Linked DNA regions of Homo sapiens: region 2 is linked to region 1. The links are chromatin contacts, found by Hi-C or POLR2A ChIA-PET in ENCODE. All regions are on one chromosome and are shown on one strand. Each heading gives the region's core, a stretch centred on a gene start or an enhancer-like site at or near the end of the contact. The rest is flanking DNA. Distances are from core to core; before and after follow the strand shown.

Evidence for each region. A loop is a pair of places that touch in the nucleus more often than their neighbours do. ChIA-PET counts read pairs that join two places held with the same protein, here RNA polymerase II (POLR2A). Pooled maps may share reads with other maps.
Region 2: a loop to region 1 is called in a pooled map, with 4 times the contacts of the local background. The contact joins the promoter of WASL here to the enhancer-like site in region 1. A Hi-C loop is called at or near these places in 3 of 37 single-sample maps with no recorded cell type and 2 of 50 pooled maps. POLR2A ChIA-PET finds 5 or more read pairs at or near these places in 1 of 52 experiments (T-cell).

The regions. Positions count from the first base shown.
Region 1 is chr7:121,368,591-121,373,997 of GRCh38, forward strand. FAM3C (FAM3 metabolism regulating signaling molecule C) reads right to left here. Exons shown (of 10, transcript NM_014888.3): 4 at 3,520-3,549; 5 at 2,710-2,833. Among named protein-coding and RNA genes, the nearest start is that of FAM3C, 25 kb to the right of the region's middle. RefSeq lists an enhancer at 4,338-4,387. Within about 2 kb of position 4,046, at least 5 of the 41 ENCODE cell types and tissues checked have a DNase peak (open chromatin) inside an H3K27ac peak, as active enhancers do.
Region 2 is chr7:123,745,071-123,750,790 of GRCh38, forward strand. WASL (WASP like actin nucleation promoting factor) reads right to left here and starts at 3,933. Exons shown (of 11, transcript NM_003941.4): 1 at 3,548-3,933. The coding sequence starts at 3,664. WASL-DT (WASL divergent transcript) reads left to right here and starts at 4,125. Exons shown (of 1, transcript NR_170281.1): 1 at 4,125-5,720. RefSeq lists enhancers at 2,854-2,903, 3,663-4,317 and silencers at 3,346-3,435, 3,896-4,215.

The DNA.
Region 1 (5,407 bases), core at 2,796-5,295:
TTTCAATATAAATAAAATCACGACATGCCAGAATTTGAAATCCTTCCACAAGTTCTCAATACACTCAGAAAAAAGTCTCAACCCTTTACCTGCGTGGCCTACAAGTTCCTATGCAGCCTGGCCCTAATTCACTTCTCTCCAGAGCTATCCAATCTTAGGGCCTTCGAGCAGGCTTCTTCCTCCTGCTCGAAGACCAAGGATGGTCTTCCTTTCTATCCCTCAGATCTCAGAATACACATCACTGTCTTAGAAACTGTTCCATAACCCTCAATCTAAAAGTTAGACACCTCTTTCCATCCACTCTCGCCAGTACTCATCACACCCTGCTGCCCTGCAGGGCTGGTATCACAATTTGTTTGTTCATTTTTTGTTGTTGTTGTTGTTTTTTTTTTTTTTTTTTTTTGAGACAAAGTCTCGCTCTGCCGCCCACCCAGGCTGCAGTGCAGTGGTGCGATCTTGGCCCACTGCAACCTCCATCTCCTGGGTTCAAGAGATTCTCGTGCCTCAGCCTCCCAAGTAGCTAGGATTACAGGCCCATGTGCCACCACGCCCGGCTAACTTTTGTATTTTAGTAAAGACGGGGTTTCACCATGTTGGCCAGGCTGGTCTCAGACTCCTGACCTCAGGTGATCCACCCGCTTCGACCTCCCAAAGTGCTGGGATTACAGGCATGAGCCACCACGCCCAGCCTGGTGTCACAATTTATAAGTACGTATTTTTTTTAAGCATCTGTCACCCCTACTAAACTGTAAGTTCCATGACAGGAGGGATTATGCTCAAAAATACTTGCTGAACAGGTGAATAAATGACTCTCAGAAAACTTAAGACTCTTTCTTTGGACTTTAACCTGAGGCTTGGGTATAAAATCCCACCAAGTATTTAATCTCTCATGGTAATGGCAGAATGGTTCCTGAAATAAGGATGGATAGGTGGCCTGCCTCATTTAATGGTTAAAGAAACTGAAACACAAATGCTACATGACACGCCCACCATGCTAGAAGCAAATTCTCTGGCTCTAAGCCCAGTATGTATTTTACCAAGCTCCACTGTCTATGCACTGTTCGCTTTCTGACCTTAGATCTTTAGCTGTTCAACATTAGGCTGAGGGATAGAGAACAGCTTCTAAGACAGTGATGTGTACTCTGAGAACCAAAGGTCAAGAAGGAAGACAGCCAAGTGAAGAGTGAGGAAAGACCATCCTAGACAGAAGAGTATACTCTAAGGCCCCAAGATCAGGAAGATCTGGAGAGAAGTGAATAAGGGTCAGGATGTGGGTAAACAGTTGAGCTTTTTTTCTGAGTGTGTTTTGTTGTTTACGGTTTTAATCTGTGAATAAAAAACCTGCTAGTAAACAGTCTGATCTCTTCTTCTCTGAACTAAAATTCACATGCATCAAGGGGGCAGAATAGATGTCCAAAATCATCCATGGGTTAGGTATTCTAAAAGAACTTTGTTCCTGTGATTTAGAATCAAATTTGGGGTCTATTTAACCAAACAAGATAAAGAGTGGAAATGAGAATGTTTTCAAAAACCTACAAACTTCTAAAATGCAAGTGCCTTATTATGCATCAGTAAAACAGGACTATTCTAATGAGAAATCAGAAGACAAATGGATTAACAATAAATCATCATTAGAATACGGGAAAATAAAGGAAATCAGTACAGACCTTAATGATCATCTAGCTCAAGCCCTTAATTTTACAAGAAAAGTGTTGTCCCATGAAGCTCAATAAACTTCTTACAGCTAACTGCCTGCAAAAGAGGCTAGGATAAAAATTTAAGAGCTTCAATATTAAAAAGAAGAGGCACATAAACAGCTAGGAAAAGCTGCCTAGGTCTCCTCTTTGCTATAAAATTATCTCTTTATTCTATATAATTCGTGACAAATTTATTATTTTATATTAAATTTAAATAAGCCCCCATGTCTAGTTTTCTAGGCAATAGCATATTAAAAGCAACCAACTAAAAGTAGGATTTGCAATTTCAGCAGCAGGAACTTGCGAGCAACAGTTGACACTGAGGTAGGATATCAAAAATCCTAAAAACCATCCTTTAGAAAGCATCTCAACATAGGAAACCATTCAGCTTAGAGGCAAGCAGTTTGTGCTGCAATGGAACTGAGGTTATCACTGGATCATTTCACACTTCAACAAGTAGCACTCAAATATTTTAAATGAAAGACGTTGGATTTCATTTAAAATAAAGAGAACACATTCATTGTCCAGGGCAATGTTGCAAATAGGATTTCTGCCACGATGAAAATGCTCTCTCTGCTGTTCCATTTGGTGACCATGAACCACATGTGGCCACTGAACACCTGAACTGCGGTGACAGATACCAAGGAACTGAACTTTTTAGTTAATTTAAGTGAATTAACTTTCTTCCTAATATTTAAGGATCAAAATTAAATAGCCACATGTGTTCTGTTGCTAGCAAATGGGACAGTGCAGATCTAGAGAATTTACTCAGAGGAAATCTCTTATCTCTATAAAGCCGAATAAGTGTTACGTTCTTAGTCACTCTCTAATATAAAATTTAAGAACTTTAAGGTCCCTTGAATTCATGAGAAAAAAACTACATAACAAAAATGGAAATCACTTTCCATTAATAAAGTATACCGAACACATTTTCAAAATATCCATTAAACTCAGGTTCAATTGGCTGCAATTTAATAGCACACCTTATCGTCTCAAGTCAACAAAGACTTACACATTATCTTCCAGGCAGATTTTGGGTCCCACCACGTTGGCTGCTCCACTTGCCATTTTAAAAGCAAAATGCTTCTCAGGGCAAGCTTTTGAGATCCCACACTTATATCTGGGAGGCTTTGTAGCTTTGGGGGAGAAAACATGATGTCTTTTTTTAGAAAACAAGTTAACAGACTTTACCTCACTTTACTTCAAATCTCAAACCACAAAGAGCATTAAGAAAAACATCAAGATACACGTATCTTAAAATACAAGCTAATTTGTTCCCCTGAGGGTTTCAAAGAACCTCAAAAAATTTTTTTAAAAAAAAACAGCAACAAAGAAACCCACAACAGACACCAGATCTTCCTAGGAAACAAACTAATAATGGATGCAAATGAGTCAAGTAATATGATCTGCATTAGGGCAAATATATTTTATCTAACTATGAGTTTATTTTTAAATTTTAGGATGTGGGGGGTTCTGAATGTTACTTTGCACTTCTAGTCCATATATGCACAAAAAATCGTCACCTCCAGGATAATTAAAAAAGGCCTAATGTTCCATTGACTACCTTGCCCATGTACACTCTTAACTCCTTCTCACACCAATTTCTGTACTTATAATAACGGAGCTAAAAAACACAAAATATCCATCATGAATAATTGCCAAAAATATTTGGGCTGTCCAATCAAATAGCATCCTCATAACTTTAAAAAGCAATTTCTAAAGCAGTTTTTCCTCATACTGAACTACTGACACTTTGAATATAAGCTCTCATATGCCTAAGGCAGAATAAATCATACATAAAATATTGAGATGAAATACTTACAACGTGCAGCTGTGTCCAATGCTGATCTTGCTGAAAAAAAAAAATTACTTTTGTTAGAAGGAATGAGTCTATTGGCAAGTATCCACTTTTAAAATATATTTAGGTCCACAAAAATAAGTGTTCAAATAATGATTCAGTATACAATAAAACATGAATATCACTTAAGAAAAAGTGAGAAAGTAACTTCACACTGTACATTCATTATAAACTATTAAATAATTATGGAGGATAGTATTTTACTACTGATAAAACATTTTATTTTTCCCTTACCATTTTGTTTTGAATTTTAGTTACTATATATTTAAATTTCAATCAGGAAGTTACTCTACAAACTTACCTTTCAATGTTTATAAATATAAATTTGGTGAATATGATGGTGTTTAAAAGTTGTTGCTGCTGTATGGTGTTGTACAGATACGCAAAGAAAGCCCCAGAGAATATACATGAATCTATCTTAGTGGTGAGGTTAGGAGATTGCGAGGGCCAGGGAGGGGGATGAGGAAGATCATTACTAAAAGATTTACAATTTATCAGTTCAAGGAATCCATGAGGTCAAATCTTAATTTGAATGTAGTAGTTCTCAACCTGACCATCTATCATAATTATAGTAGGGCTTTTTAAAAGCACTAACATCTGATCCCAGCCCAGGAGATTATAACTCAGATCATCAGAGTATTGTGGACAGCCATTTCCTGATTTGACTAATAAGTATGCAGTGTGATAAATGTTAACCAGCTGTCTTGCTATAAATAGTCACACAGTTTTTAGTTCTGTACTATTTTAGATAATTGTGAACTTCCTGTAGGTCCAATACTCCAACTAGTAAGCTGAAAGTTAAAAGATTGTATTGAAATGTTTAAAAAGAGGAAAATGACCAAGTAAATAAAAGCTCATTAACTCAATAGAACACTCAGTAGAATATTATGCACCATTAAAGCCATAAAGGTAATATAATAACATTGAAAAAGCTTAATGCCCAGAACAAAGCAGAAAAGAAACCTTATCTACACTTTACTGGGATATAATTTTGGGAAAATCAGTTTTTTAAGTATTTTAAGTACTTAAAGTCAGGATTTTAACTACTTAAAATCAGGATTTTAAGTAAATAACATCACCTCCATTTAATTTGTGTAACAGTAAGGGGAGTAGATACTTTAAGGTGAAGAAACTCCTGTGAAAGACTTTTCTTTCCAGAAGAAAGCTCATTTTTATCCAATACACATCAAAATCAAAAGCCCTGTACTAAGTCTGCAATTCTGAAAACATTAGCACCTGGTGGCCAAACAGGTACATTAGTTTTCATAAACAGCTGTCCAAGTATAGAATACAGGTACAACATACAAACACCAAAATCCCTCCTCTCCTACAACTATTTTCCCCTCAAACTACACTGATAGCTTCAATGCTTAATTTCTTTCTGCATATACACTTCATTTCATGGAACAATAATAAACATTTGTTATTGCATTTCATCAATGAATGTCCTTCAGTAAGTCGGGCTAATGAATCAGAACTATTTTGCACTTTAGTTGTTAATAATGTCTCAAGTAATTTATGTATATACTATATACCAATGGTTTAAATCTGAAAAGGTAAAAATAAATAAATTCAATAGAACATTAAGTATTTATGGCCGGGTGCAGTGGCTCACGCCTGTAATCCCAGCACTTTGAGAGGCTGAGGCGGGTGGATCATGAGGTCAGGAGATCGAGACCATCCTGGCTAACACGGTGAAACCCCATCTCTACTACAAATACAAAAAAAAAAAATTAGCCGGGCGTGGTGGTGGGCAGGGAGAATGGCGTGAACCCGCGAGGTGGAGCTTGTGGTGAGCCGAGATTGTGCCACTGCTCTCCAGCCTGGGCGACAGAGCAAGACTCCGTCTCAA
Region 2 (5,720 bases), core at 2,683-5,182, 2.4 Mb after region 1:
GAATGAGAATAAAAATATGTTTCTGTGTACTTTTTCTGCTGGTGGTTATAATGCCTGCCTTTATTGAAACTCCCTTCCCTCACCTTCTATATATAACTGGGACTAATTTCTGCTGGAGACTTTAATTGTTCTTGAATTCCCAAAGTACTCTCTTAATTCAGGCCCTCATCATATTTCACCTGCAATACTATAAATCAACTATCTGATTTCCCTTGTCTTTCCCTCACAATCCTCAATCCACCTTCTATACTGCCTCCACCTTTCCCCTGAAAATTTTCTAAGTCAAATATGATCTTGTGAGTCCCCATTAAATAGTGCAATACTTCCCCAACTGTATCTCCTTCTTAGTTGTGAAATGTACACTGGTATCTTCAGCGGTGAGAGAAATGCTGTACTAAAAGAATTTGGTTTAACTTAATTTAGCTTCAATTTGCAAAATATAGACCAAAAATTGAAGAAAAATCTATTAAGATTTCCAATGTGCTCAAGGATTATCCTATCAGACAACGTGGACTTTAGCAGTGGTTTTCAAACTGTGATATACTTTAGAATTTTCTGTCAAGCTTGCTAAAAATAGACATGTCCAAGCTTCACCTCAGATCCAGTGATTCTGAGTAATATCTAGGAATTGGGCCTAGGCATATGCATTTCTCATAATCTCCACAATGATTCCAATTCATACCTAAATCTGAGAGCCCAAGCAGAAGCCCTCCTTGCTCCCTAACAAACCTAACAAACTTATTAGTAGGTCTCCTAACTTTTCAAGCTGTTTCATACCTCTCATCAGCCTAGGGAGTACCTGTTTAAATATAAATAATCAGTTATCCATTTTAAAAAGCTTTTAATCATCCTCTCTCCCACCATTCTCTCCTTTAATCCCCTAAACCTTTATAAAAATAGTTTCCATATATTTATACACAGTCTTAATCCACACAACTACCCCATGAGATAGTATCCTTGTTTTACAGATGAGAAAACCAAATCTAGGATAGGAAGCTCAAGAAACTTGTCCAAAGTGACCCCCAGTTTGAACCCACATTTGCTGTTACAAAGCCAAGGCATTTTCTACTGTGAAAAGCAGCCTCTTACACATCACTCTGAAGCACTGACTTATCAGTTTACACGTTTCCCTTTTTAGACCTAGTAAGCTCCCTGAGGACAAGTATCAGCCCTTCCAGATTTTGACCTCAACATTTATTCAATACATGTTTGTTGAATGAAAGAAGAAATGAAGCTCCTCCAGAGCTTCGACTATAACTGCTTCTGTTTCATTTCTTGAATTCTTAGGTAGAGCTCTGAGTACTGAGTATACTTCTGCCTAACACATTTGGTCTGACCTGTAAATCTTACTGCTGGATTTATTATGAGACAATATATTTCAGTAATGTTTTAAAGGACAAAAACAACCTGAATAATCAGCCAAGGGAGGAAAAGATTATTTCAAAAATTAAAATATCACTCTTACTTCACTCTCTATTAACTAGGGACTTCAAATATTGAAATTAGTATTTGCAACGACTTCATCCCACAAAAGCAGACAACTGAAAGTGTGGTTTTTAAATGACAAATTCAAAAGGTACAGTTGATTAATAAAAGATGGCATAAAGAAATTAAGCACTGAATACTGAGAGCCTATTCAGCAATCCACTTACACTAACCAATGTGCAACATCATTTTTCTCTATCACAGTATTTTTCCCCATCTGCCATTTTTCGAAACCAGTAAAACTACAGGTAAGCACAGAACAATTAGTATACTTGTGTATAAATGTAATGTCCTTTCTGCCTAAAGTTAATGTGTCTGGTATGTAGAACACAGCACAACTACTTCCTTTTTGATACAGGTTACATAGCTAATCTACTAAACCAGCAACTGAATTTTTTTCATTGGAGGTAACTAACATTCAAAGTGCTGAAGATTTTCCTAAACTGAGCATATGCAAACATTAGTGGTGCTTTAAGAATCTTGTATTTTAATTAGTTTTTGGTGAAAAAGGCAAAGTGGTTATTTCTTTAACACCACTTTTAGAAATAAATCAGTAACAGGAAAAAAAAATACCCTTCTAAAACAACATGATGTAGTGCAAAGTACAATGGGATAGGACTAGGTGTGAGGAGTCCTGGTTTTCTAGTTCTGGTTACATTATTAAATTGCTGTATGACTTGGGCTCACTGGATCAGTTTTCTCATTTGTTGAAAAAAGTGTGTGTGAATGGGGAGGGGCTTAAAGTTGTTACCCAAAATTCTCGTTTTGAGCCACTCCTCTTGTTTCATCCTTCTAATCAGGAAACTCAATGTTCTCTAAGGTCTAAATTCCGAAATATGAAACACATCTGAAATTGAATGGAACGATTCAATCTCCAACCGGATGGCACAAGATACAAAGGGTGGACTCCTATGAAGTTAACAATGAATCCAATAACTTTCCAGAAATTGTCTAATCCTAACTTCTTAAAGAAGCAGGTGAAATCTGGTTTGGCATACCTAATATTACTTAAAGGAGTTATAAAATGGTATTGCTTTGTTGAAATTTCCGTGTTTTCTGGGTTCCAGTGGCACATACTCTGCAGGTGCTAGCAAAGTGGAGAGAAAGGGATCCAGCCAGTATTTCAACAAACCACACTTCAACCCAGTCACCGCAGTATGATCCCGACAAGGCCTACACCACAGAGCAGAACCTCCCCACCCCCAGAATTGCCAGCAGCCAATGTAATGAATGCTTCCGTCAACAACACACATTCCCCTTCCCACAGCAGAACTGCTCGCTCCCAACCGGCCATCTGGGGTTGGAATTGGCCGCACAGCACCAAACTAAGAATCATTCTCGGCCCCAAAAGCCAAGAGCTACCAGAGATTGAGGTTTCCCTGCGCATGGCTGCGGGGAGAGCAGCACCCCCTCCCACCAATGGGGGGAAAAAAAAAATCAGTGGGAAGGAGAGTAGAAACCAGGCCTAGGCAAGGTTGCTAGAGAAATAAATCTTGTTTCTCTTTAACGAAGAGCAATAACATTTCTTGCACCCTCTCTAATCCGAAGAGAGCCCAGGCTCTTGCACTCGACTTCATTCCCTCCTGGAATCCTAATGGGAGATTAAAAACCACCTTCCTTCCCCGACCTATCCACTCCTCAAACCTGGCATTGTTAAGGAACGTACCCCCAGATCAAGCAGTAAGAGGTGAAGCGAGAGCTAGAACAAGGGCCCAGATTCTAGGACCAAGCGGCTCTTGCAAGAAAATCCCCTTGTGGCCTGAGAATAAAGTTTTAACCAGCAGCAAGGGCGCGGGCCGAGGCCCGGCCAGGCTGGAGGACAGGCCTGCGGAGGTGACACTCCCTTATTCTCCAGCAGCTCGGGAAGGCGGCGCCCGACCGCCACGGCCCGCACCCTGGGAGCAGGGCGAGGGCGCCGACGAGGGGCCGGGGCCGGGGCCGGGGCTGGCGGGAGGCCTGGCCCGCGCCGCTCCCGCCTCCTTCCCCACTCCCACTTCCCGGCCCCCAAGCCCGGGCCCGTGAGGTAATGTCACGGGTGGCGACGCGGGTCTCGTCCACTGACCACACATTTCTTGCCGAGGAAAGTGAAGAGGGACTCGTTCTCCTGCGGGGTGAGCAACAGGGACCCCACGTTGGTGACCCTCCGCGGCGGCGGCGGCTGCTGCTGGACGGAGCTCATGGTTTCGCCGGCGGGGTTGGGAGTCCAGGGCCGTCTCCTCCGGCGAGTGGGCGAGAGCTCGTTCCCCCTCTCGGTGACAGGGGCGGGGAGAAGTGGAGTCAGAGGCGCCACATCTCGCAGCTCCTCCGGAGCGGGGAGGAGGACGAGGTCGAGGGAAGCAGGCGCTGACGGCGAGCCACCTTCGCGCCGCGCTGAGAAAGGGAAGCTCCCGGCACCCGCCCGGCCAGGCTAGGGCCGGATGGTCGTTGTCCTCGCACTCCGGCGACTGCGCTAAACTCCCAACTCCTCCCCCAACCCTCCCGCAGCGGCGGCGGCGGCCGCACAATCCAACATGGCAGCGGGGGCGGGCGAGACCACAGGACGGAGGGCGCGGGGGAGCGCGCCGGAAACGCGCGGCTGCGGCCCGGGAGAAACCCCCCCACTCGGCGGCGGGCCTCGCGGCGCGGGCCCGAAGCCACGCCCCCTTCCGGCCGAGGCGCGGACCGCGCGGAGCTAAGTGGAATCCCGGTTGGCTTGGGGCGCAGGCTTCCAACTTCGTACTCTGGCCTCTGGCGTCTCGGCTCGTCGGTTGGGTACCCGAACCCAGCTACTGCTGCTTGAAGAGAAGATGGATGGGGACTCCTCGCCGTCGCTGCGCCGCCGGCCTTCCCTGGGCGGACGTACACCTTTGCGAAGCGTCAGTGAGGACCCAGGGCCCCTCCTTGGAATAGCTCTTATTTCTCAAGCGCTGCAGCGTGAAGCTCGCTCTGCGGGTCCGAGAGGCCTGCGATCTGAAGACTGAAAACTGGGAAGAGACGCTCTACCCTGTGCTCCTCGCCGGCTTCGATAGGAGCCGCAGGTGCCTGGGATTTTCTCAAACTTTGTCCCAAACTTCAGCTGTGGGAGTGGAGGAACAAACAGGCCTCTCCCAGAATTGTGAAAGAGATCGCCCTGGTGGATGAAACAAAAACAAATGCACTTGACTTCCACCGCCTGCCTGGCGTGTCACGCGGGTTTAATGTATGTGTCACATTTAAATTCAAAGTATTTTCTTCTAAGGGCCTGGACACATTTCTTTTCTCCCTGTATCGTGAATTGGAAAATACCTTAGGATATTAAAAGTTATCTAAGATAACCCCCTTTCTTCTGTAAGTTAAATACTAAACGGCTTAAGACGAAATTTTGGAATATAGAGATGATGATGCAGACTGCAGTGAATTATCAAATATGCATCTCACTGTTCTCCACATTAAACATATTTTTGTTGCGTAAATTCATGTTAAGACGTCTATAACAATTACACTTTGGTAAAATTGTTGGATGTTAACATCTCTGATAGCTCCCAATAGAAATCTCTGATGTACTAACCAGACTGGTAAACCATTATCATGCACTTTGAAAATATAATAAAATATTATAATTAAAGCTGCCATTAATGAAATAGGCTGAGCAACAATAAATTTACAAAGGAAAATAAAAGTGGATAGCCTTGGGAGTTCTCACATAAAATATGGAGATTTCAAAGTTAAACTTGATTAATTATGTTAGGGTAAAAAGTGAATTAAAGCAACAGGACTATTTATAAAATAATTAGATTTAGAAAGCAGTCGTAGAAATATAAGCCTGGAGTTGCCTCTGAATTACATATTTAACAAACCTAGAAGCTAAATCAGTTTGTCTTTTATCAAAACTGCAACTCCTCTAAGTTGAAAGCACAGTGACAAGAGAAAGCATTACAAATTCTTGAGAAATAATAGAAATTAAAGCTCTTTTCAAACCTGTGAACAAGTATAGTACCAGAAGTATAAGATTCAGATAGGCCCAAGTTGTAGTTCTTGTTATGAGTCTTACAACCCTATGGACTTTGGACAAATTACTTCTCTGCGTCTGTTTCCTCATCTGTAAAATGAAAATAATTTCTGTTTCATACAGGTATAGTCTAAATAGGGATAATTACACCTACTTCAAAGTTGTAAAATACACAATTACAACTAGATAGGAGGTATAAGTTCTAGTGTTCTGTAGCACTGTAGGATGACTATAGTTAACAATATTGTATAGTTTCAAATAGCTAGAA